Linked DNA regions of Homo sapiens: region 1 is linked to region 2. A link is an interaction called in ENCODE POLR2A ChIA-PET data of the cell type or tissue named here. Cell type or tissue: A673. All regions are shown on one strand. Links, peaks and the distances in the headings refer to the core of each region. The heading gives the core; the rest is flanking DNA. Region 1 holds the start of TUBA1C (tubulin alpha 1c). Region 2 overlaps TUBA1B-AS1 (TUBA1B antisense RNA 1).

What was found. ChIA-PET counts read pairs that join two places held together with the same protein. Peaks named below come from ENCODE experiments on the same cell type or tissue, not always from the same donor. Only the 100,000 strongest peaks of a DNase experiment are listed, where the experiment ranks them.
Region 1: POLR2A ChIA-PET joins it to region 2 with 13 read pairs; 28 of 35 experiments call an interaction of 5 or more read pairs at or near these places.

What each region holds. Positions count from the first base shown.
Region 1 is chr12:49,265,045-49,271,168 of GRCh38, forward strand. TUBA1C (tubulin alpha 1c) reads left to right here and starts at 38. Exons shown (of 4, transcript NM_032704.5): 1 at 38-140; 2 at 4,421-4,643; 3 at 4,784-4,932. The coding sequence starts at 138. RefSeq lists silencers at 1-99, 454-667 and an enhancer at 230-389. In A673, for the core only: no CTCF peak of the experiment used is centred there; a DNase peak (open chromatin) is centred at 3,747; H3K4me3 peaks cover 1,666 bases; H3K27ac peaks cover 1,977 bases.
Region 2 is chr12:49,133,895-49,151,333 of GRCh38, forward strand. It overlaps TUBA1B-AS1 (TUBA1B antisense RNA 1), which reads left to right. Exons shown (of 2, transcript NR_183484.1): 2 at 13,769-13,969. Among named protein-coding and RNA genes, the nearest start is that of TUBA1B-AS1, 11 kb to the left of the region's middle. In A673, for the core only: no CTCF peak of the experiment used is centred there; no DNase peak of the experiment used is centred there.

The DNA.
Region 1 (6,124 bases), core at 2,436-4,935, 130 kb after region 2:
CGGGTATATAAGGCCCTTCGGGGCCGGCCACCCTTTCACTACTTCTCCCCCGGACTCCTTGGTAGTCTGTTAGTGGGAGATCCTTGTTGCCGTCCCTTCGCCTCCTTCACCGCCGCAGACCCCTTCAAGTTCTAGTCATGGTGAGTGGGGTTCCCTCGGGGCTGGGGAAGAGTGCGCGTCCCAGGGGACGGCGGGCCCGGAAACTACTGCCTGCACCTCGGGCCGCGCCCAGGACAGCTCCAGACTACCCCGGGCCCCTCCGGTTAACCTGGCTTGTGGCGGCCGGGCTGGAAGGTCGAGTTCACTTGGCAGACACCAGTTCGGGCCGGAAAACCTGGCCCGGGTGCGGCCATCAGTGGAAATGGAAAGCCCTCTTGATCCTAGTGAGGGCTTTCCCCGCAGGGCCCGCTACTGCCCTAGGGAGGAAGGTCAGGGAGCCTGCTCATTGGCCTCCAAGAACTTAAACTAAAAATCCCTCCCCACGTTTTCTCAAGCGACCTCTCCTTCCTACTGCCTTACAAACTGGGCCCCGGAGGCCCTCGTGCGCTCCCGCACCGACGGTGCAGCACTTCCTGGCTCCCCCTCTCCAGCGCCCAGTGACTCGCTGCTGAGTCACCTGTGGCCCTGCCCTGGGGAGAGCTTCCAACTGCGCCAGTCCACTTGAGAATGGAGGCAGGCACCTCCTTGGAAGGGAATAATTAACTTTCACGTTGCCTAATCCTGCATTTCTGGTGTTAATCTAGTGGTAGGTTTATAGCTGAAGCTTTCTACTTAAGCCGGGTTTAAAAACACGTCCACAAAAGGATATTTTCTTATAAAACCAGAGTTGGCCCGGCGCAGTGGCTCACGCCTGTAATCCCAGCACTTGTTCGAGACAAACCTGGCGAACATGGTGAAACCCCGTCTCTACTTTAAAAAAAAAAAAAAACAAAAAAAAACGCTGGGCGTGGTGGCGCGCGCCGGTAATCCCAGCTACTCGGGAGGCTGAGGCAGGAAAATCGCTTGAACCCAGGAGGCGTAGGTTTCCCTGAGCCGAGATCGCGCTACTGCACTCCAGTCTGGACGACAGAGCGAAACTGTCTCAAAAAAACGCAAACCCGGCCCGGCGCGGTGGCTCACGCCTGTAATCCCAGCACTTTGGGAGGCTGAGGCTGGTGGATCACGAGATCAGGAAATCGAGACCATCCTGGCTAACACGGTGAAACCCCGTCTCTACTAAAAAAAAAAAAAAAAAAATTAGCTGGGCGTGGTGGCAGGCGCTTGTAGTCTCAGCTACTCGGGAGGCTGAGGCAGGAGAATGGCGTGAACCCGGGAGGCGGAGCTTGCAGTGAGCCGAGATCGCGCCACTGCACTCCAGCCTGGGCGACAGAGCAAGACTCCGTCCAAAAACAAAAAAAAACCCGCAAACCCCAGAGTAAACTAGTACCACGTGTTCTTAGTTCAGTTTTCAAGAAACGTGAAATTATACGTAACTTGAGTGTTTTCTATAAAGCTTCCAGAAGTATTGAAAACAACTATCTTAGGCCGGGCGCGATGGCTTATGGTTGTAATCCCAGCACTTTGGGAGTCCGAGGCGGGAGGACCGCTTGAGCTCAGGAGGTCGAGACCAGCCTGGGCAACACGGTGAAACTCCGTCTATACTAAAAATACAAAAATTATCTGGGCGTCGTGGTGCGTGCCTGTAGTCCCAGCTTCTCGGGAGGCAGGGGTGGGAGGATCTTTTGATCCCGGGAGGTGGAAGCTGCAGTGAGCCCAGATCGCACCACTGCACTCCAGCGAGACCTTATCTCAAAAATACGTACATGAATTTAAATATAAAAATCAAATGTAAATACATGTATATGTCGCACTGTAACAACTTATTGCTTCTTTTCAAGCAGTACCAAAAAGATACTGGTAAAAGTGGGATTCACAAAGTAGTGAGACCCTTTAAAAAGCAGGAGAGCGGCAGCGGACTGGTTTAGGTGAACACTGGTTAAATTTTCTTGTTTTTTAACGAGAGGTAAGAGCTGCTTATCCAGTTAACACTAGACCAATTGACTCCACCTGTGCCTCACTTTCTCCCACGTGGCCAGGGGAGAGTGGAGGGTAAGTCAGTGGCCGCTGACTGCCTGCTAAGCTTCAAGAAGGCAGTTTAGACTGAGCAATGAAAGAAAAATTGCGGGCGCAAAATAGAAACGGCATTTAAACAGAAGAAGCATTTGTTAGAATGAGTGGATCTTCTCAGATACTTTATCTCCTTGGGCCTGGGGGCCATCATGATCAGGTATCTGGTTATCTCCAGCTTTTTGGGGCTTGGGCGTTTCCAAAGTCCAGTTAAAGGTAAACATGATGCCGGGCGTGGTGGCTCCCGCCTATAATCCCAGCACTTTGGGAGGCCGAGGTGAGTAGATCACCCGAGGTCAGGAGTTCAAGACCAGCCTGGCCAACATGGTGAAACCCCATCTCTACTAAAAATACGAAAATAAGGCAGGCATGGTGGTGGGCACCTGTAATCCCAGCTACTTGGGAGGCTGAGGCAGGAAAATCGCTTGAACCTGGAAGGCGGAGTTTCCACTGCACTCCAGCCTGGGCGACAGAGCGAGACTTTTTCTCAAAAAGGTAAACATGATGCAATGGTAAATAGTCATGGGCTAATTAGAACAAACTACTCCTGTTCTCCCACACCCCTGGAGCTGGGTGAGTAGACCCAGGTGATACTGAGCTTGCTGATGTGGTTAAGAGACCTTGATTGTTTCATGGGGAGTGTAGGTGGGAAGGAGGTCAAAGGTTGTGAGTAATTAGGGTTTTTATTATCTCTTGGCTTATGAGACCAGGTCCTTTGAGAACTTAGTGCTCTGCCAGTCTCCAAAGTGGCTAATCTGACTTATGATGAAATGCCAAACACCCTTTTTGTTTTCCTGTTAAGTCTGTGTGTACAGATTCTATGTTTATTCCCTTATTTTACTTAGCAGGTGTGGGTTTGGTAATTTCTAACCATATTCTGCTTTGGCCCCTCTGGCCTTTCTAAATTAACTTGGTCCACCTCATAAATATATATCTATGAGAGAGAGACACACACACACAGACACAGACACAGAGTCTTGCCTCTGTTGCCCAGGCTGGAGTGCAGTGGCGAGATCTCTGCAACCGCCACCTCCTGGGTTTGGGTTCAAGTGATTCTCATGCCTCAGTCTTCCGAGTAGCTGGGACTACAGGCGCGCACCACCATGCCTGGCTAATTCTTGTATTTTTAGTAGAGATGGGGTTTCAGCATATTGGCCAGGCTGTTCTTGAACTCCTGACCTCAGATGATCCACCCACCTCGGTCTCCCAAAGTCCTGGGATTACAGGCATGAGCCACTGTGCTCTACCATAATTTTTTTTTTTTTTGTATTTTTAATAGAGACAGTTTCACCATGTTGGCCAGGCTGATTTCAAACTCCTGACCTCAAGTGATCTGCTCACCTTGGCCTCCCAAAGTGCTGGGATTACAGGTGTGAGCCAGAAACAACTAATTTCTTAACCTATCAGTAAAGTCTTGGTAACATTTCTAGCCTTTATTATTATGGTCTTCCCTCTTCCGGAGATGTTTTGACGGTGAAGGAAAAACGTTCTTCCTATAGATTAGATTCTTCCACTTGGTTAAAAAGCTGCCTCTGACCACAGTTTTTAAAATACAGCTAACTGCTGCTTATCCAGCATTTTCTTCATGAGTCATGGCTATAGTTTGCTGGTTTAAGCTGGTTTTAAAGGAGGGAGAGAGAAGCTTTTGTCTCCTAAAGAATAGGATTAAAGCGGGACCAGAATGAGCTCAGTAGTTACACAATCATTCAGAGAATGAATCAGAGCTGGAAAGGGGAATTTTGCCTTAGTTTAAGGAATCATATCTACTGTGGCTACAAAGCAACTGTCTGGTCTTGCCGAGTAGTTCATGAACACATCTTTGGTTTTCCAAGGCACTTTTGCTGAATTAGGTCTTCAAAGATTTTTGCTTTTGAAATTATAGTCCCTGAGCAGGAGTGGCCTGCTGAAAGATGGTTATCTTTTTTTGTTTGAGATGGAATATCTTGTCACTCAGGCTGGAGGGCAGTGGTGTGATCTCAGCTCACTGCAACCTCCACCTCCTGAGTTCAAGTGATTCTCCTCCCTCAGCCTCCCAAGTAGCTGGGACTACAGGTGTGCGCCATCATGCCTGGCTAATTTTTTTTGTATTTTTAGTAGAGATGCAGTTTTGCCATGTTGGCCAAGCAGATCTCAAACTCCTGACCTCAGGTGATCCACCTGCCTCAGCCTCCCAAAGTACTGGGATTACAGGTGTGAGTCACTGCGCCCAGCCAGTTATCTGTCTTGAAGGTTAATCAGTCATTAGGTGTGAATCATTCCTAAATGTCCCATCTGATGTATTATACCCTGACATTTTCCTTTCTTCCTCCCACAGCGTGAGTGCATCTCCATCCACGTTGGCCAGGCTGGTGTCCAGATTGGCAATGCCTGCTGGGAGCTCTACTGCCTGGAACACGGCATCCAGCCCGATGGCCAGATGCCAAGTGACAAGACCATTGGGGGAGGAGATGATTCCTTCAACACCTTCTTCAGTGAAACGGGTGCTGGCAAGCATGTGCCCCGGGCAGTGTTTGTAGACTTGGAACCCACAGTCATTGGTGAGTTGACCTCAGTAACCCAAGTGAGATCCCAGGGTGCTGGGACAGGAGGTCTGTCCTGGGGGGGCTCCGCTGGTCACTCACCCACTCTCCCTCCCCGCTCCTTGTCCCTCCTCCTCCTCCCCCATCATGTTCTCCAGATGAAGTTCGCACTGGCACTTACCGCCAGCTCTTCCACCCTGAGCAACTCATCACAGGCAAGGAAGATGCTGCCAATAACTATGCCCGAGGGCACTACACCATTGGCAAGGAGATCATTGACCTCGTGTTGGACCGAATTCGCAAGCTGGTAAGTATAGTACTTTAAATAAAGTGGGATGAGAGTTTCTTTTGCAGTTCTGAGACCAAACTACAGAAATCATTCTTTGCAACTAAAATGAGACTATTTGCATTGCAACTAAAATGTATCTGTTCACTAAATTAATTGGATTTCTGAACCAGATGATCTTGGATTTATGGGACAACTATGGGGTAGAAGTAAGTGCTCTTTAGCCTATTTTGCTTCAAGCTGAGACACCCCTTTTGAGGTCATCTTAGTCATACTGAGTGAGTAGGTAGCTGACTTCTACATGTAACTAATTGATCAGAGTCATTTTTTAAAAATCTGGGATGGTTCCTTCATGTCAATACAGAAAGTTCAGAGAACAAGAAGCCAGTGTCACACTGACAAGAAACAGCCAATACTGGAAACTTCCAGTACTGCTGAAAGTGGAGTCGGGAGCTTCCTTATGAAGTGTGCTGTTTGGATCACTTTAATTAAGAGCCTGGCAATCAGATGACTCTTTGCTCCTTAGGCATGTGGGCAGCTTGTAAGTAATTAACCAGAGATCAAGCATGATGGTCTGGGCAGAGTAACTTGTCAAGAAAATCACATTGTATTAAGCCCAGCCATGACTGCTCCATTCTAAAATAGAATAGCCTCATCATTCATGGCTTCATACTTTCTCAGATGTTTACGTAGTCTTCCCAGCAAAACTGGACTGATGTTTCCGATGCTTAAAAACTAAGCTTTAGGCTGGGCACGGTGGCTGACATCTGTAATCCCAGCACTGGGAGGCCAAGGTGGGCGGATCATGAGGTCAGGAGATCGAGACCATCCTGGCTAACATGGTGAAACCCTCTCTACTAAAAATACAAAAAAATTAGCCGGGCGTGGTGGTGGGCGCCTGTAGTCCTAGCTACTAGGGAGGCTGAGGCAGGAGAATGGCGTGAACACGGGAGGCGGAGCTTGCAGTGAGCCGAGATCGTGCCACTGCACTCCAGCCTGGGCGACAGAGTGAGACTCCATCTCAAAAAAACAAACAAACAAAAAAAACCCTAAGCTTTAGTTATAAGCACTGACTTGGAAAATCAGGGACCTGCCTTTAGGACAAATAAACCTAGTAGCTATTTAGGGTTCTGGAACGTGAGGTTTATTGCCTACCAAAACAATTGCATTTGTCCTTGTCATTACTGTGCTCACAGGAGGCTTAACTGGTGTA
Region 2 (17,439 bases), core at 5,812-8,311:
GTTGGCCAGACTAGTCTCGAACTTCTGACCTCAGGTGATCCGCCCACCTCGGCCTCCCAAAGTGCTGGAATTACAGGCGTGAGCCACCGTACGTGGCCATGTTACCCTAACTCTTATGTTCCTGTTTCCCTAACATAATACCTCCTTTACTCTTCTCCTCTACTACTCTAATCTTAAGGGGAGATGAAGGGTGAAGGTCATTTTTTGTAACTTCTTCCTGCTGACAGTGGACGTTGATCTTTGGGACAGGATTCTCTTATAAGAATTTGCAGTTGGTGGGCTGGGCACGGTGGCTCATGCCTGTAATCCCAGCACTCTGGGAGGCTGAGGCAGGCGGATCACGAAGTCAGGAGATCGAGACCATCCTGGCTAACACGGTGAAACCCCATCTCTACTAAAAATACAAAAAATTAGCCAGGTGTGGTGGTGGGCACCTGTAGTCCCAGCTACTCGGGAGGCCGAGGCAGGAGAATGGTGTGAACCTGGGAGGCGGAGCTTGCAGTGAGGCGAGATCATGCCACTGCACTCCAGCCTGGGCAACAGAGCGAGACTCTGTCTCAAAAAAAAAAAAAAAAAAAGAGAATTTGCAGTTGGTTTCTAGGGAGCCAGGGGAGGTCCATATTTGCATGATGTTCTGTCTGATTTTTTTTTTTTTTTTTTTTTTTTTTTTTTTTTTGAGAGAGAGTGTTTCACTCTTGTTGCCCAGGCTGGAGTGCAATGGCACAATTTTGGCTCACTGCAACCTCTGCCTCCCAAGTTCAAGCGATTCTCCTGCCTCAGCCTCCTGAGTAGCTGGGATTACAGACATGCGCCACCACGCCCAGCTAATTTTGTATTTTTAGTAGAGACGGGCTTTCTCCGTGTTGGTCAGGCTGGTCTCCAACTCCCGACCTCGGGTGATCCGCCCACCTTGGGCTCCCAAAGGGCTGGGATTACAGGTGTGAGCCACCACACCCAGCTGATTCTTTTTTTTTTTTTTTTTAGATGGTGTCTCGCTCTGTCGCCAGGCTGGAGTGCAGTGGCACAATCTCAGCTCACTGCAACCTCTGCCTCCCAGGTTCAAGCAATTATCCTGCCTCAGCCTCCCGAGCAGCTGAGACTGTAGGCACGTGCCACCGTGCCCAGCTAATTTTTGTATTTTTAGTAGAGATGGGGTTTCACCGCGTTGGCCAGGATGATCTCGTTCTCTTGACCTTGTGATCCGCACACCTGGCGATGTTCTGATGATTCAATGGGCATAGCCCTGCCCAGTATTGGAGGAGTAAAAAAAAAAAAAATATATATATATATTTATATATATATTTATTTTTATATTATATATATTTTTATATTTTATATATATATATATATATATATATATTTTTTTTTTTTTTTTTTTTTTTGTAGAGATGGGGTTTTTCCATGTTGCCCAGGCTGGTCTCAAACTCCTGGACTCATGTAATCTGCCTGCCTCGGCCTCCCAAAGTGCTGGGATTACAGGCATGAGCCACCACACCCAACTGTAACACATTTTTATGCCAGAATAATATTGAATAATGATAAATGTATTTTGCCTCTTTTTCCTTTTCTTTTTTTCTTTTTCTTTTTCTTTCTTTTTTTTTTTTTGAGACAGGGTCTTGCTTTGTTGCACAGGCTGGAGTGCAGTGGCACAATCTCAGTTCACCGAAACCTCTGCCTTGTGAGTTCAAGCAATTCCTGTGGCTCAGCCCCCCAAGTAGCTGGGATTACAGGCATGTGCCACGACACCTGGCTATTTTTTATATTTTTAGCAGAGAGGGGGTTTTGCCGTGTTGCCCCGGCTGGTCTCGAACTCCTGGCCTCAAATGATTTGCCCGCCTCGGCCTCCCAAAGTGCTAGGATTACAGGCATGAGCCACCATGCCCAGCCTGCCTCCTCTTTAGTACCTGACAGGAAAGTCTGATTTTTTAAAAAATCCATACTTAACCTACATAGGTATATTTGTTTTTTGTTTTTTGTTTTGAGACGGAGTCTCACTCTGCTGCCTAGGCTGGAGTGCAGTGGCGCGATCTCAGCTCACTGCAACCTCTGTCTCCCAGGTTCATGCCATTCTCCTGCCTCAGCCTCCCAAGTAGCTGGGACTACAGGCGCCCGCCACCATGCCCGGCTGCTAATTTTTTGTATTTTTTTAGTAAGACGGGGTTTCACCATGTTAGCCAGGATGGTCTCGATCTCCTGACCTCGTGATCTGCCCGCCTCGGCCTCCCAAAGTGCTGGGATTACAGGCGTGAGCCACCGTGCCCGGCCAGGTCTATTTGTTTTGTTTGTTTGTTTGAGACAGAGTCTCGCTCTGTCTCCTAGGCTGGAGTGCAGTGGCATGATCTTGGCTCACTGCAACCTCCATCTCCCAGGTTTAAGTGATTCTCCTGCCTCAGCCTCCCAAGTGAGTAACTGGGAAAACAGGTACGCGCCACCACGCCCGGCTAATTTTACATCTGTGTGTCTGTCTGTCTGTCTGTCTGTCTGTCTATCTATCTATCTATCTATCTATCTATTTTTTGAGATGGAGTTTTGCTCTTCTTGCCCAGGCTGGAGTGCAATGGTGCGTGATCTCAGCTCACTGCAACCTCTACCTCCTGGGTTCAAGCGATTCTCCTGCCTCAGCCTCCCAAGTAGCTGGGATTACAGGCATGCGCCACCACGCCCAGCAATTTTTTGTATTTTATTTTTAGTAGAGACAGGGTTTCTCCATGTTGGTCAGGCTGGTCTCGAACTCCCGACCTCAGGTGATCCGCCCACCTCGGCCTCCCAAAGTGCTGGGATTAAAGGCATGAGCCACTGCACCCAGCCTATTTTTTTTATATATATTTTTAGTAGAGATAGGGTTTCACCATATTGGCCAGGCTGTTCTCAAACTCTTGACCTTGTGATCTGCCCGCCTTGGCCTCCCAAAGTGCTAGGAGTACAGATGTGAACCACCATGCCCGGCCTCTGTTTTTTTTTTTTTTTTTTTTGAGACAGAGTCTTGCTGTATTGCCAAGGCTGGAGTGCAGTGGTGCCATCTCAGCTCATTGCAGCCTCCATCTCCCAGGTTCAAGCGATTCTCCCACCTCAGCCTCCTTAGTAGCTGGAATTACAGATGTGCACCACCATCACCTGGCTAGTTTTTGTAATTTAGTAGAGATGGGGTTTCACGATGTTGGCCAGGCTGGTCTCAAACTCTTCACCTCAAGTGATCCACCCACCTTGGCCTCCCAAAGTGCTGGGATTAATTATAGGCATGAGCCACCATGCTCAGCCTCTATTTATTATACATACCTATACACACACACACACACACACACACACACACGAGTAAATAGTAGTTATCTATGTCTGGAACATAAACACAGTAGTATTTACTGTCTTGACATTTTTTTTCCTCCCCTAAGACAGGATCTCACTCTGTTGCCTAGGCTGGATTACAGGGGCATGATCATGGCTCACTGCAGCCTCCACCTCCCAGGCTCAAGCGATCCTCTCACCTCAGCCTCCTCAGTAGCTGGGACTACAGGCAAGCACCACTGTGCCTGGCTAATTTTTTATTTTTGTGGAGGTGGAGTCTCATTGTTACCCAGGCTGGTCTTGAACTCCTGGGCTCAATCGATCCTCCCACCTTGGCCTCCCAAACTGCTGAGATTGCAGTACAGGCCACTGTGCCCAGTCTGTCTGCACATTTTAATTGATTATATAGGCCTTTCTTTTGTTGTACTCTTTCAGGCCTGCAACTGTTTGCTTTGAGTCTTTGGTGTAGTGGGAAACCCTGTGATGCAATTAGAGTTATTCTCATTTTTGCTACATAGTATCATGGCCATTTGCTACTGTTCTAAGCAGTGGGTAACTGTTTTTGATAGTTTCCATATTGTGGTTTAGACACAGAAATTTACAAAATATTTTGTTCATTTCACTAGCTCTACAAGTAAAAACAAAATAACAAATGGCAACAATTTACCAAGTGTTAACTATTTATAAATATTTGAACTTCATTCTTATTTATCCCAATATTATAAATTTACATCTGCTTTTCCACAGATAGATGGTACTGGGGAAAGAAAATTGACTTTGGGCTGGGTGCAGTGGCTCAGGCCTATAATCACAGCACTTTGGGAGGCCGAGGCGGGTGGATCACTTGAGGCCAGTAGTTAGAGATCAGCCTGGCCAACATGGCGAAACCCCGTCTACTAAAAATACAAAAATTAGTTGGCCCTGGTGGCACGTGGCTATAATCCCAGCTACTTGGGAAGCCAAGGCACGAGAATCGCTTGAACCCAGGAGGTGGAGGTTGCAGTGAGCAGAGATCATGCTACTGCACTCCAGCCTGGGTGACAGAGTGAGACTCTATCTCAAAAAAAAAAAAAAAAAAAAACCAAAAAAAAAAGGGAAAAAAATAGAAAATTGACTTCGGTGGTGTCAGATAGGACTAGATTCAATTCTAGCTTTGTCAGTTAATAGTGGTATGACCTTAGACCCTTAATTATCTTTCTCAAGCTTCATTTATGAATGGGAATCAGTGTTAACTTGGAATCACCTTTTTCTCATACATTCAGTCCCATTAGTTCATGTTGTCAATTTACTTTCAAAATATGCCCACTACTTTTTATCACACCACTCTTATTTCACAGCTCTTACAGAATCTGAAATTACCTTGTTTGTACATTTATTTACTTGTTTAAAGTTTCTTCTTTTATGTAAACTCCATGTCTCTTTTTGTGGAAGTCAGTCTTGGTTGCCCTTCCAAAAACTACCTTCTTCCATTCCTCCTTGCTAAGACAGCCTCCTTTATCTGCCACTGTTTAAAGGGTATTTGTGTGCTCAGTCCCCGGGGACAAATAAATGCAACCTTGTTTCCCTTTGCCAGATACTTGCTTTTTCAGTTTCCTTCATGATTGGACCTGATTCTGACCAATGGGACATAAAGAGGCAAGTCAGCTGAGGACTTTCTGGGAATGATTTTCTTCTCTGATAAAAAGAGATTACCCCGTTGAGGAAGTCCCTTTTGTTTCACCCCTCTCCCTTTGCTTTCTGCCTTTGGAAATGTTCTTTGAAGATATGATGCCTAGAGCCAACTTCAGTCCTTGAGGGTCTAATGCAAAGAGAATCATAAAGATGCCAGTTCAGTGCAGTGGTCTGATATTGTGAAGCTATCGACCTAACCTTAAAACCAACCTATCTCCACATTTATTAATTAAATAATAAATTAAAGAAACTAAATAAATATTAATGAATAAAGGAAACAGTAAATGTCCTTATAATGTAAGCCAATGCAAGCAGGCTTTATCCCTAGAGACAAGAACAATACCTGGCACATAGTAGGTGCTTAATATGTAATTTTTGTTTAATATTGAACCTTGTGATTGATTGGATATGGGTTGTGAGGTAAAGTAAGGAATGGAGGTTATTTTGTAGGTTTCTCATTTATTTTATTTATCTATCTATCTATCTATTTATTTATTTTTGAGACAGAGTCTCACTCTGTTTCCCAGGCTAGAGTGCAGTGGCACGATCTTGGCTCACTGCAACCTCTGCCTCCCAGGTTCAAGTGATTCTCCTGCCTCAGCCTCCCAGGTAGCTGGGATTACAGATATGTGCTACCACGCCTGGTTAATTTTTGTATTTTTAGTAGAGACCGGGTTTCACCATGTTGGCCAGGCAGGTCTCGAAATCTTGACTTCAAGCTATCCGCCCACCTCGGCCTCCCAAAGTGCTGGGATTACAGATGTGAACCACTGCGACCAGCAAAGGTTTCTCATTTAAATAACCACGTGAATCGTGGTGCTTTTCACTGAGATCAAAATATTGAAGAAAGAAGTGGGCGGGAAGTAAGAAAAGGTCAGTTTTTAACACATTTTGAGGTTTAAGTGTCGGTAGTACATATGCTTAGAGATGTCCATTAGGCAGACATACTTGCAGATATGGAGAGGGGAGAGAGAGACAGATTTTGAACCTTCAGTATTAAAATGGTAATTAAACTACGGGAATGGTAAGACCTCTCAGGGGGAATGTGTAGAGCTAGGAAAGTAGTGCTTTTCTTTCTTTTTTTTTTTTTTTCTTTTTGATACGGAGTCTCACTCTGTCACCCAGGCTGGAGTGCAGTGGTGAAATCTCGGCTCACTGCAACCTCTGCTACCTGGGTTCAAGCAATTCTCCTGCCTCAGCCTCCGAAGTAGCTGGGATTACAGGTGCTTGCCATCGTGCCCAGCTAATTTTTGAATTTTTAATGTAGACAAGGTTTCACCATGTTGGCCAGGCTGGTCTGGAACTCCTGACCTCATGATCCACCCGCCTTGGCCTCCCAAAGTGCTGGGATTACAGGCGTGAGCCACCGTTCCCGGCTGAACGTGGTGGTATTAATAGAGAACCCTGAAGTAGATAGAGAACCTGGCCTTAGTAAGGAATTGAAAGAATGATCACATTTAAAGTGGAGAAAATGAGCTTATAAAAGGAGTCTGGGGCTGGGCACAGTGGCTCACGCCTGTAATTGCAGCACTTTGGGAGCCCAAGGCAGGCGGATCACCTGAGGTCAGGAGATCGAGACCAGCCTGAGCAACATGGAGAAACCCCATCTCTACTAAAAATACAAAATTAGCCGGGCATGGTGGCGCATGCTTGTAATCCCAGCTACTTGGGAGGCTGAGACAGGAGAAGCACTTGAACCCAGGAGGCTGAGGTTGCGCCATTGCACTCCAGCCTGGGCAACAACAGTGAGACTCCATCTCAAAAAAAAAAAAAAAAAAGTGGCTGGGCATGGTGGCTCATGCCTGTAATCCCAGCACTTTGGAAGGCCGAGACAGGTGGATCGCAAGATCAGGAGATCAAGACCATCCTGACCAACATGTGAAACCCCGTCTCTACTAAAAAAATACAAAAATTAGCCAGGCATGGTGGCGTGCACTTGTAGTCCCTGCTACTCAGGAGGCTGAGTCAGGAGAATTGCTTGAACCCAGGAGGCGGAGGTTGCAGTGAACCGAGATTGTGCCACTGCACTCCAGCCTGGGTAACAGAGCGAGACTGTCTCAAAAAAAAAAAAAAAAAAAAAAAATGGAGTCTGAGCCGGTCGCAATAATCCTAGCACTTTGGGAGGCCAAGGCAGGTGGATCACCTGAGGTCAGGAGTTCAAGACCAGCCTGGCCAACATGCTGAAACCCCATCTCTACTAAAGCTGGGCATGATGGCAGGTGCCTGTAATCCCAGCTACTCAAGAGGCTGAGACTGAAGAATCACTTGAACCTGGGAGACAGTGGTTGCAGTGACCTGAGATCGCACCACTGCACTCCAGCCTGGGCGGCTAAGCGAGACTCCGTTTCAAAAATAAATAAACAAATAAACAAAAGGAGTCTGAGAAAGAATGATCAAAGAGGAAGAACTGGGGGTTTTACGATCCAAGTAAAGAGTTTCAAGCGAGTACAGTGTCAAATGCTGCAGTGTCAAATCCTGCAGGTTAAATAGGGTAAAGACTAGAAAGTGTCCATTGTATTAAATATAGAGAAAACAGTATGGTGTCTATTTTTATTTATTTACTTATTGGACAAGTATTGAGAGCTTACCATGGCAGGTACTCCTTATAAGTGCTGGGTTGATATAACAGTGAATAAAATAAGTCTTGCTGGAGTCGTGAGAAGGGACATGCTTGCCTGTTCCTAATCTTAGTGAGAAAGCTTCTAATTTCTCACTTTTAAGTATAGTGTTAGCTGTAGGGATTTTGTAGACATTCTTGATCAAGACGAGAAAGTTCCCCTCTAAGTTTATCAAGAGAGTTTATCATGAATGAGTGTTGGATTTTGTCATATGCTTCTTCTGCATATGTTGATATGATTATGTGATTTTTCTTTCTTTTTTCTTTTTTAAACAGTTTTGCTCTGTTGCCCAGAATGGAGTGCAGTGGCACCATCTTGGCTCACTGCAACCTCCACCTCCCTGGTACAAACAATTCTCGTGCCTCAGCCACTGGATTAGCTGGGATTATAGACGCACGCCACCACACCTGGCAAATTTTTTTTATTTTTAGCAGATGCAGGGTTTCACCATGTTGGCCAGGCTGGTCTTGAACTCCTGACCTTAAGCCATCTGCTTGTCTCGGCCTCCCAAAGTCCTGGGATTGCAGGCATGAGCCACTGCACCTGGCCTTTTTCTTCTTTAGACTGCTGATCTGATGGATTTTATTAATTGATCTTTTCTTTTTCTTTCTTTTTTTTTTGAGACAGGGTCTTGCTCTGTCACCCAGGCCGGAGTGCAGTGGCATGAACATAGCTCACTGCAGTCTCGGTCTCCTGGGCTTCAGCGATCCTCTCACCTCAGCCTCCTGAGTAGCTAGGACCACAAGTGTATGCCACCACACCCTGCTAATTTTTAAATTTTTTGTAGAGATGAGGTCTTGCCACGTTGTTCAGGCTGGTCTTGAGCTCCTGAGCTGAAGTGATTGTCCCACTTCAGCCTCCCAACATGCTGGGATTATAGGTATGCGCCACTGCTCCTGGCCTTATTCATTTTCAAATGTTGAACCAGCCTTGTATACCTGGGATAAATTCCACTTGGTCTTGGTATATAATTCTTTTTATCCAGTGTTGGATTTGATTTTCTGATATTTAATTAAGGATTTTTGCATCTATGTCCATGCAAATATTGGTCTGTAGTTTTCTTTTTTCTTTTTTTTTTTTTTGTAGTATCTGTCTGGTTTTGGTATTACGGTAACACTGATCTCATAGAATGAGTTAGGGAATAATCCCTCTGCTTCTTTCTTCTTAAAGAGATGGTATAAAATTGGGATAATGTTTCCCCTAAAAGTTTGGTAGAATTCAAATTAGCTAGGCATGGTGGCATACGCCTGTAATCCCAGCTACTCAGGAGGTTGAGGCAGGAGAATCACTTGAACCCAGAAGGCAGAGGTTGCAGTGAGCCAAGATTGCACCACTGCACTCCGGGCTGGGGAACAGAGCAAGACTCCATCTCAAAATAAATAAATAAATGTTTGGTAGAATTCATCAGTTAACCCATCTGGGCCTGGTGCTTTCTGTTTGGGAAGGTTATTAATTATTGATTCAATTATTATTATTATTATTTGAGACGGAGTCTCGCTCTGTCACCCAGGCTGGAGTGCAGTGGCGCGATCTCAGCTCACTGCAACCTCTGCCTCCTGGGTTCAAGCAATTCTCCTGCCTCAGCCACCCGAGTAGCTGGGACTACAGGTGCGTGCCACCATGCCCAGCTAATTTTTTGTATATTTAGTAGAGATGGGGTTTCACCGTGTTAGCCAGGATGGTCTCGATCTCCTGACCTCATGATCTGCCCACCTCAGCCTCCCAAAGTGCTGGGATTACAGGCATGAGCCACCGCGCCCAGCCGATTCAGTTCTTTAATAGATATAGAGCTGTTCAAATTGTCTTTCTTCTTATGTGAATTTGGCAGATTGTGTCTTTCAAGGAATTTGTCTATTTCATCTAGGTTATCAAATCTGTGCACATAGAGTTTTCCTTTATTTTCCCTTTAATGTTCATGGAATCTGTAATTATGTCCTCTCTTTTATTTCTTTTTCTGTTGTTTTGAGACGGAGTCTCGCTCTGTCACCCAGGCTGGAGTGCAGTGGTGTGATCTTGGCTCACTGCAACCTCCTCCTCCCAGGTTCAAGTAACGCTCCTGCCTCAGCCTCCCGCGTAGCTGGGGCTACAGCATACGCCACCACACCCAGCCAATTTTTGTATTTTTTGATAGAGATGCGGTTTTAACATGTGGGCCAGGCTGGTCCTGAACTCCTGACCTCAAGTGATCCACCTGCCTCAGCCTACTAAAGTGCTGGGATTACAGGCATGAGCCACCACACCCAGCCTTTTATTTCTTTTTTATTACTTTTTTGTAGAGATGAAGCCTCGCTATGTTGCCCAGATTGGCGTGCAGTGGCTATTCACAGATGTGATAATCATATACTGCAGCCTTGAACTCCTGGGCTCAAGGGATCCTCCTGCCTCAGCCTGTAAAGTAACTGGAACTATAGGTGTGCCACCTTGCCCAGCTCCTTCACTTTAAAAAAAAAAAGTTTAATTTTAATTTTGTAGAGATGAGGTCTTGCCATGTTGCCCAGGCTGGGCTTGAACTCTTAGCATCTAGTCATCCTCCCACTTTGGCCTCCCAAAGGCCTGGGATTATAGACATGAACCACTATGCTCAGCCTCCTTTACTTTTTTTTTTTTTTTTTTGAGACAGAGTCTCGCTCTGTCGCCCAGGCTGGAGTGCAGTGGCACAATCTCGGCTCACTGCAAGCTCTGCCTCCTAGGTTCACGGCATTCTCCTGCCTCAGCCTCCCAAGTAGCTGGGACTACAGGTGCCCGCCACCATGCCTGGCTAATTTTTTTGTATTTTTAATAGAGACGGGGTTTCACCGTATTAGCCAGGATGGTCTCGATCTCCTGACCTTGTGATCCACCCGCCTCGGCCTCCCAAAGTGCTGGGATTACAGGCGTGAGCCACCGCGCCCGGCCTCCTTTACTTTTTTTATCTAGTTTCTCCTACAGATCTATAAAGAGTTGTTGGCAGCTCTAGATGCACTGCCTATGACTTAGCCCTGCTCTGCATGGAGCAGTTAAAAAAAAAAAAAAGGAGCTGTTGATTTTTTAGTTTGTTCAGCTTTTACTTGTTGTTATCATGGAGTGGTGACTTCCGAGCTTCTTTTCTGCTGGTCTGGAAACTGGATGTGTATATCTTTTCAAAGCAGTAACAAGAAGGTCAATGAGGCCAGAGCAGAGTAGTGAGTGAGGGGGAGAGCGTTATGAAATGAGATTGGAGAGGTAGCCAGGGTCTAGCTCATGTAATAGTGTTATTAGGCATGGAGAGATTTTGTGTTTTATTCTAAAAATAATGAGAAGCTATTAGATAGTTTTGAGCAAAGGTGTGACATGTTCTATTTTAGGTTTTAAGAGCATTGCTCTGGCTTTTGTGAGAGTAAACCACAGGAGGTTAAGAGTGGAAGAAGGAAGATGAACTAGAAGGGAATGGGCAGTAATGCAAATAAGAGATGATAGTGGCTTGAATCAAGGTGATATTGTTGAGGTGGTAAGAAGTGGTGGAAATGTGAGTTGTTTTGTTTTGTTTTGTTTTGTTTTTGAGATGGAGTCTTGCTCTGTCACCCAGGCTGGAGTGCAGTGGTGTGATCTCGGCTCACTGCAATCTCTGCCTCCCAGGTTCAAGTGATTCTCCTGCCTCAGCCTCCCAAGTAGCTGGGACTACAGGCGTGTGCCACCACGCCCGGCTAATTTTTTTTTTTTTTTTTTTTAAGTAGATGTGGGGTTTCACCGTGTTAGCCAGGATAGTCTTGATCTCCTGACTTCGTGATCTGCCTGCCTTGGCCTCCCAAAGTGCTGGGATTATAGGCTTGAGCCACCACGCCCAGCCTTCTGAGTATATTTTGAAGACAGAACTGACAGGATTTATTAAGAAGTTGGCTGTGAGAAAGAAAGAGAGGAGTCAGTCATGACCCCTAGATTTTTGGTCTGAGCAACACTGGGGAATACTAAAGGAGGAACAGGTGTAGAGAAATGGAAAGAATCAAAAGTTCAGTTTTGGACATGTTAAGTTTGAGATGCAGTGGGTTAAATATAAGTAGAGATGTTGATTAGGCAGTAATAGTTGGTTAAAAAGTGCAGAGGGGAGGTCGTGTTGGAGATAAATTTAGAAGTCATCAGTATAGAAAGTGGATAAGATCACCTGGGGAACGGGGGAGATCCAACCGGGCGCAGTGGCTCATGCCTGTAATCCCAGCACTTTGGGAAGACCAGGCGGGCGGATCACAAAGTCAGGAGTTCGAGACAAGCCTGGCCAACATAGTGAAACCCCGTCTCTACTAAAATTACAAAATTTAGCTGGGCATGGTGGCATGCGCCTATAGTCCCAGCTACTTGGGAGGCTGAGGCAGGAGAATCGCTTGAACCCGGGAGGCGGAGGTTGTGGTGAGCTGAGATTGTGCCATTGCACTCCAGCCTGGGCAACAGAGCGAGACTGTCTGAAAAAAAAAAAAAAAAAAGGAAGAGGTCCAAGGACTGAACCCCAGAGCACTCTAACTTATAAAAATTAGGAACAGGATCTAGTAGTGTAAAGTAAAAGGAGCAGACAGTGATGTTGGAAGTTAATAATGGCCTGGGTGCAGTGGTTCACACCTATAATACCAGCACTTGGGGAGGCCAAGGTGGGAGGATTGCTTGAGCCCAGGAGTTAGAGACCAGCTCTGGCAACACAGGGAGATCCCTTCTTTACAACAAATACAAAAATTAGCCAGGCGTGGTGGTGTGCACCTGTAGTACCGATTACTTGGGAGGCTGACATAGGAGCCCACGAGGTGAAGGCTGCAGTAAGTTGTGATCGCGCCACTGCATTCCAGCCTGGGTAACAGAGCAAGACCGTGTTTCCAAAAAAATAGAAGAAAGAAAATAATGAAGAGTTTAGTATTCTGGAAACCAAATGAAGAAAGTGTTTCAAGCAGGAGCAGGTGATAACTCTGCTTTTTGAACTGTGCTTTCTGGGAGGCTGGGTAACATGGGGTCTGAGAATCAGCTGTTAGATTTCACTGGTGACCTGGGCAAGAGTGGCTTCAGTGGAGCAGTAAGGATGAATTAAGGCCTTATTGGTGTAAGTTCAAGAGATGATTCATGACAAGGAAGTGGAGGAAGGAGAATTTAAAAACTTTTTTGAGGATTTTTGCTTTAAGGGGTTAGAAAGAAGAGTAATAACCAGGAGAGCTGGATAGGGATGTTCAATAAAAGGCGGGGTTTTCTTTTTGTTTTTGTTTCTAAGGTGGGAGCTATTTTAGAATATTTGTTTGCTAATGAGAAAAAAAAAACAAAAGGTAAAATCCATGTTGTGGGGAAAAGGAGCAAAGCTTTAGAGTAGTGAAATGGAAAGGCACCCAGTGCACCATGGAGGGGTTCACCTTGGAAAGGAGCACAGTATTCACCTGCTGACACACAGGAGGAAGCCAGAATTCGAGGAGCGATTAATCGGTTGGCAGTTAGATTTAGTGGTGGAATCTGTGGAATTTCTCTTCTGATTATTTCTGTTTTTCTCCTCTACTGCAGTGAACTAGAAAATGGGTAATTTCAGCCAGGGATGGTGGCATACAGTGGTGCCTTTCAGCTACTCGGGAGGCTAAGGCAGGAGGATCCTTTGGGCCCAGGAGTTTGAGTCCAGTCTGGGCAACATAGCAAAACCTCATCCTTTTTTTTTTTTTTTTTTTTTGAGACGGAGTTTCGCTCTTGTTGCCTAGGCTGGAGTGCAATGGCGTGATCTCGGCTCACCGCAACCTCTACCTCCCGGGTTGAAGCGATTCTCCTGCTTCAGCCTCCCGAGTAGCTGGGATTACAGGCATGTGCCACCACACCTGGCTAATTTTGTATTTTTAGTAGAGACAGGGTTTCTCCATGTTGGTCGGGCTGGTCTCGACCTCCCGACATCACGTGATCTGCCCGCCTCAGCATCCGAAAGTGCTGGGATTACAGATGTGACCTATCGTGCCCAGCCGCTAAACCTCATCTTTAAAAAAGAAGAACAAAATAGGTAATCTTTCCTAATTCTCCCTCTTTTCCTTAGTAACAGAACCCTGATTTCTTTGGGAACAGGGTGCCCAGCTTCTGTTCCAACTGATGGGGTCCATGTGACTAAGTTCTGGTGAAATGTTAGTGGAAGTTGTTTGGTGGGGCTGCTGATAAAGTTTCTAAAACAGGATTGATAAGATTGAGCTAGTGTCATTGGCCCTTTCTTTTTCTTTTTTTTTTTTTTTTTTTTTTTTGCCTAGAACATGGACAAGATGGCTGGGGTCCTGTGGAGTTCTAGTAATCTTCTTACGATAATAAAGCAACCTTATGCCATATGATATGCTAAGGATGGAGGAAGATAGAGTCTAGGTGCCTGATGACAACATGGAGCTGTCAAGCCCTGCATTGCCTCCCCCTGGACGTCTCATTATGGGAGAAAATGAAGCAATTTGTTTAAGCCACACTGATCTTTTTTCCTATTTTTCTTTTTCTTTTGTTGAGTGTGTGTTTGTGTCTGTTATTTACAGCTGATTGTAAGTCATAACTGATGTGGTAGTGGGACTGTGTAAGTTTTGTCTTCTGATGTTTTTCTTTTTTTTTTTCTTCTTCAGTGAAACAGGGATGGGGAGATCATTAGCTAAATGTAAGGATTGGGGAAGGAGTGTGGGAGGTTTGTGGAGAGAGAATGTGTGAAATGTGGGAAGTTTGTGGAGAGAGAATTTGTGAAATAGTTATCTCTGAATGGTAGAGTAAATTAAGTAGGGAGAGGTAGTAGGTCATTCAGACATCTGTGGTTGTAAATATAAAATGAGATCAGTCATCTGGGTTGTATTTTTCCCTAGTCAGGTTTACCTGCTCAGGAGAAGGTATAAACCTGATAGTGAATTGGGTTTAACCAGGATTTATATTTTGCTAAAGCCATTGTGTCACCATTTGTGAAATAGAAGAAGATACTGTAGAGTCACTAAGAAGACAGTTGACTGAATGGATTTATAAAAACATGTAGCCGGGCACAGTGGCTCATGCCTGTAATCCCAGCACTTTGGGAGGCCGAGGCGGGCAGATCACGAGGTGAGGAGATCGAGACCATCTTGGCTAACACGGTGAAACCCCCTCTCTACTAAAGAAAAAAAAAAAAATTAGCCGGGCGTGGTGGCAGGCGCCTGTAGTCCCAGCTACTCAGAAGGCTGAGGCAGGAGAATGATGTGAACCCAGGAGGTGGAGCTTGCAGTGAGCCAAGATCACGCCACTGCACTACAGCCTGGGTGACAGAGCGAGACTCTGTCTCAAAAATAAATAAATAAATAAATAAAATAAATAAAAATATATACAAACATGTAATTGCTGGCCAGGCATGGTGGCTCACGCCTGTAATCCTAGCACTTTGGGAGACTGAGGCGGTGGATTGCCTGAGCTCAGGAGTTTGAGACCAGCCTGGGCAACACGGTGAAACCCCATCTCTACTGAAATACAAAAAATTAGCCAGGCGTAGTGGCATGTGCCTTTAGTCCCAGCTACTTGGGAGGCTGAGGCAGGAGAATTGCTTGAACCTGGGAGGTGGAGGTTGCAGTGAGCCAAGATCGTGCCACTGCATTCCAGCCTGGGCAACAGAGTAAGACTCTGTCTCAAAAAAAGAAACAAACAAACAAAAAACATGTAATTAATAAAAGCAGTAGACTTGAAAGCAAAACTTTACACATATTTTTTGAATAGGTAAAGTTCCCATGGTTCAAACATTGAAGAGGTAAAAAGATACACAGACATACCTTACTTTATTGCACTTCACTTTACTGAACTTGTTTTGTTTTGTTTTGTTTTTCTTTTGAGACAGTTTCGCTCTTGTTGCCCAGGCTGGAGTACAGTCGTGTGATCTCGGCTCACTGCAACCTCTGCCTCCTGGGTTCAATCTCTTCTCCTGCCTCAGCCTCCCAAGTAGCTGGGACTACAGGCACTTGCCACCACGCCCGGCTAATTTTTGTATTTTTGGTAGAGACAGTGTTTCACCACGTTGGCCAGGCTGGTCTCGAACTTCTGACCTCAAGTGATCGGCCTGCCTCGGCCTCCCAAAGTGCTGGGATTACAGGCTTAAGCCACCGTGCCCGGCCCTTTTTATTTTTTTTGAGACAGAGTTTCGCTCTTGTTGCCCAGGCTGGAGTGCAATGACGCAATCTTGGCTCACCGCAACCTCCGCCTCCCTGGTTCAAGGATTATCCTGCCTCAGCCTCCCAAGTAGCTGGGATTACAGGTGTGAGCCACTGTGTCTGGCCCACTTTACTGAACTTCACAGATGATGAGAGTTTTCTCTTTCTTTTTTTTTTTTAAAACGTATTGAAGGTTTATGGCAACCCTGCATCAAGCAAGTCTGTTAGCACCATTTTTCCAACAGCATTTGCTCACTTCATGTCTCTGTGTCACATTTTGGTAATTTTCATAATATATAAAAATTTTTCATTACAGGCTGGGTGTAGTGGCTCACACCTGTAATCCTAGCACTTTGGGAGGCCAAGGCAGGCGGATCTCCTGAAGTCAGGAGCTCAAGACCAGCCTAGCCAACATGGCGAAACCCCATCTCTACCAAAAATACAAAATTAGCTGGGTGTGGTGACACACGCCTGTAATCCCAGCTACTTGGGAGTCTGAGGCAGGAGAATCGCTTGAACCCAGAAGGCGGAGGTTGTGGTGAGCCGAGATCGTGCCATTGCACTCCAGCCTGGGAGACAAAGCGACATCTCAAAAAAAAAAAAAAAAAAAAGCTTTTTTATTATTATTGTATTTGTTATGGTGATCTGTGATTAGTAATCTTTGATGTTACTATTGTAATGGTTTTGGAGTGCCACAAACATAAGATCACGTGACAGTGACCTTAATATATAAATGTGTGTGTTGTGATTGTTCTACTGACCAGCCATTTCCTGTCTCCCTCTTCTTATGCCTCCCTGTTAAATTAGACACAACAACATTGAAATCAGACCAATTAATAACCCTACAGTGGTCTCTGAGAGAGGCTAACAGCTAATCCTCTTGTGCTAAACAGCCAAATTGTGAATGCAAAGGAAAAGTTCTCAAAGGAAATTAAAAGTGCTACTCCAGTGAACACATGAATGATAAGAAAGTGAAACAGTCCGGGCGTGGTGGGTCACGCCTGTAATCCCAGCACTTTGGGAGGCTGAGGTGGGTGGATCACCTGAGGTCAGGAGCTCAAGACCAGCCTAGCCAACATAGTGAAACCCTGTCTCTACTAAAAATACAAAAATTAGCTGAGTGTGGTGGTGCACACTTGTAATCCCAGACACTCGGGAAGCTAAGGCAAGAGAATCACTTGAACCCCAGAGGTGAACATTGCAGTGAGCTGAGATTGTGCCACTGCACTCCAGCCTGGGTAACAGAGAGAGACTCTGTCTCAAAAAAAAAAAAAAAAAAAAAGTGAAACAGCCTTATTGATGCTGATAGGGAGAAAGTTTTAGTAGTCTGGATAGAAGATCAAACCAGCCACAACATTCTCTTAAGCCAAAGCCTAATCCAGAGCAGGACCTCAGTTATCTTCAATTCTGAGAAGGCTGAGAGAGGTGAGGAAACTACAGAAGAAAAGTTTGAAGCTAGCAGAGGTTGGCTCGTGAAGTTTAAGGAAAGAAGCTGTCTCCATAACATAAAAGTGCAAAGCGAAGCAATAAGTGCTGATGTAGAAGCTGCAGCAAGTGATCCAGAAGATCTAGCTAAGATCATTGATGAAGATGGCTATACTAAACAACACATTTTTGGCCAGGCACTGTGCCTCATGTCTAATCCCAGCACTTTGGGAGGCTGAGGTGAGAGCATTGCTTGAGGCCAGCCTGAGCAACATAGCAAGGCAATTTTTTAATCTCTACAAAAATAAAAAAATTAGCCAGGTGTGATGGCATGCTCCTGTAGTCCTAGCTACCTGGCAGGCTGA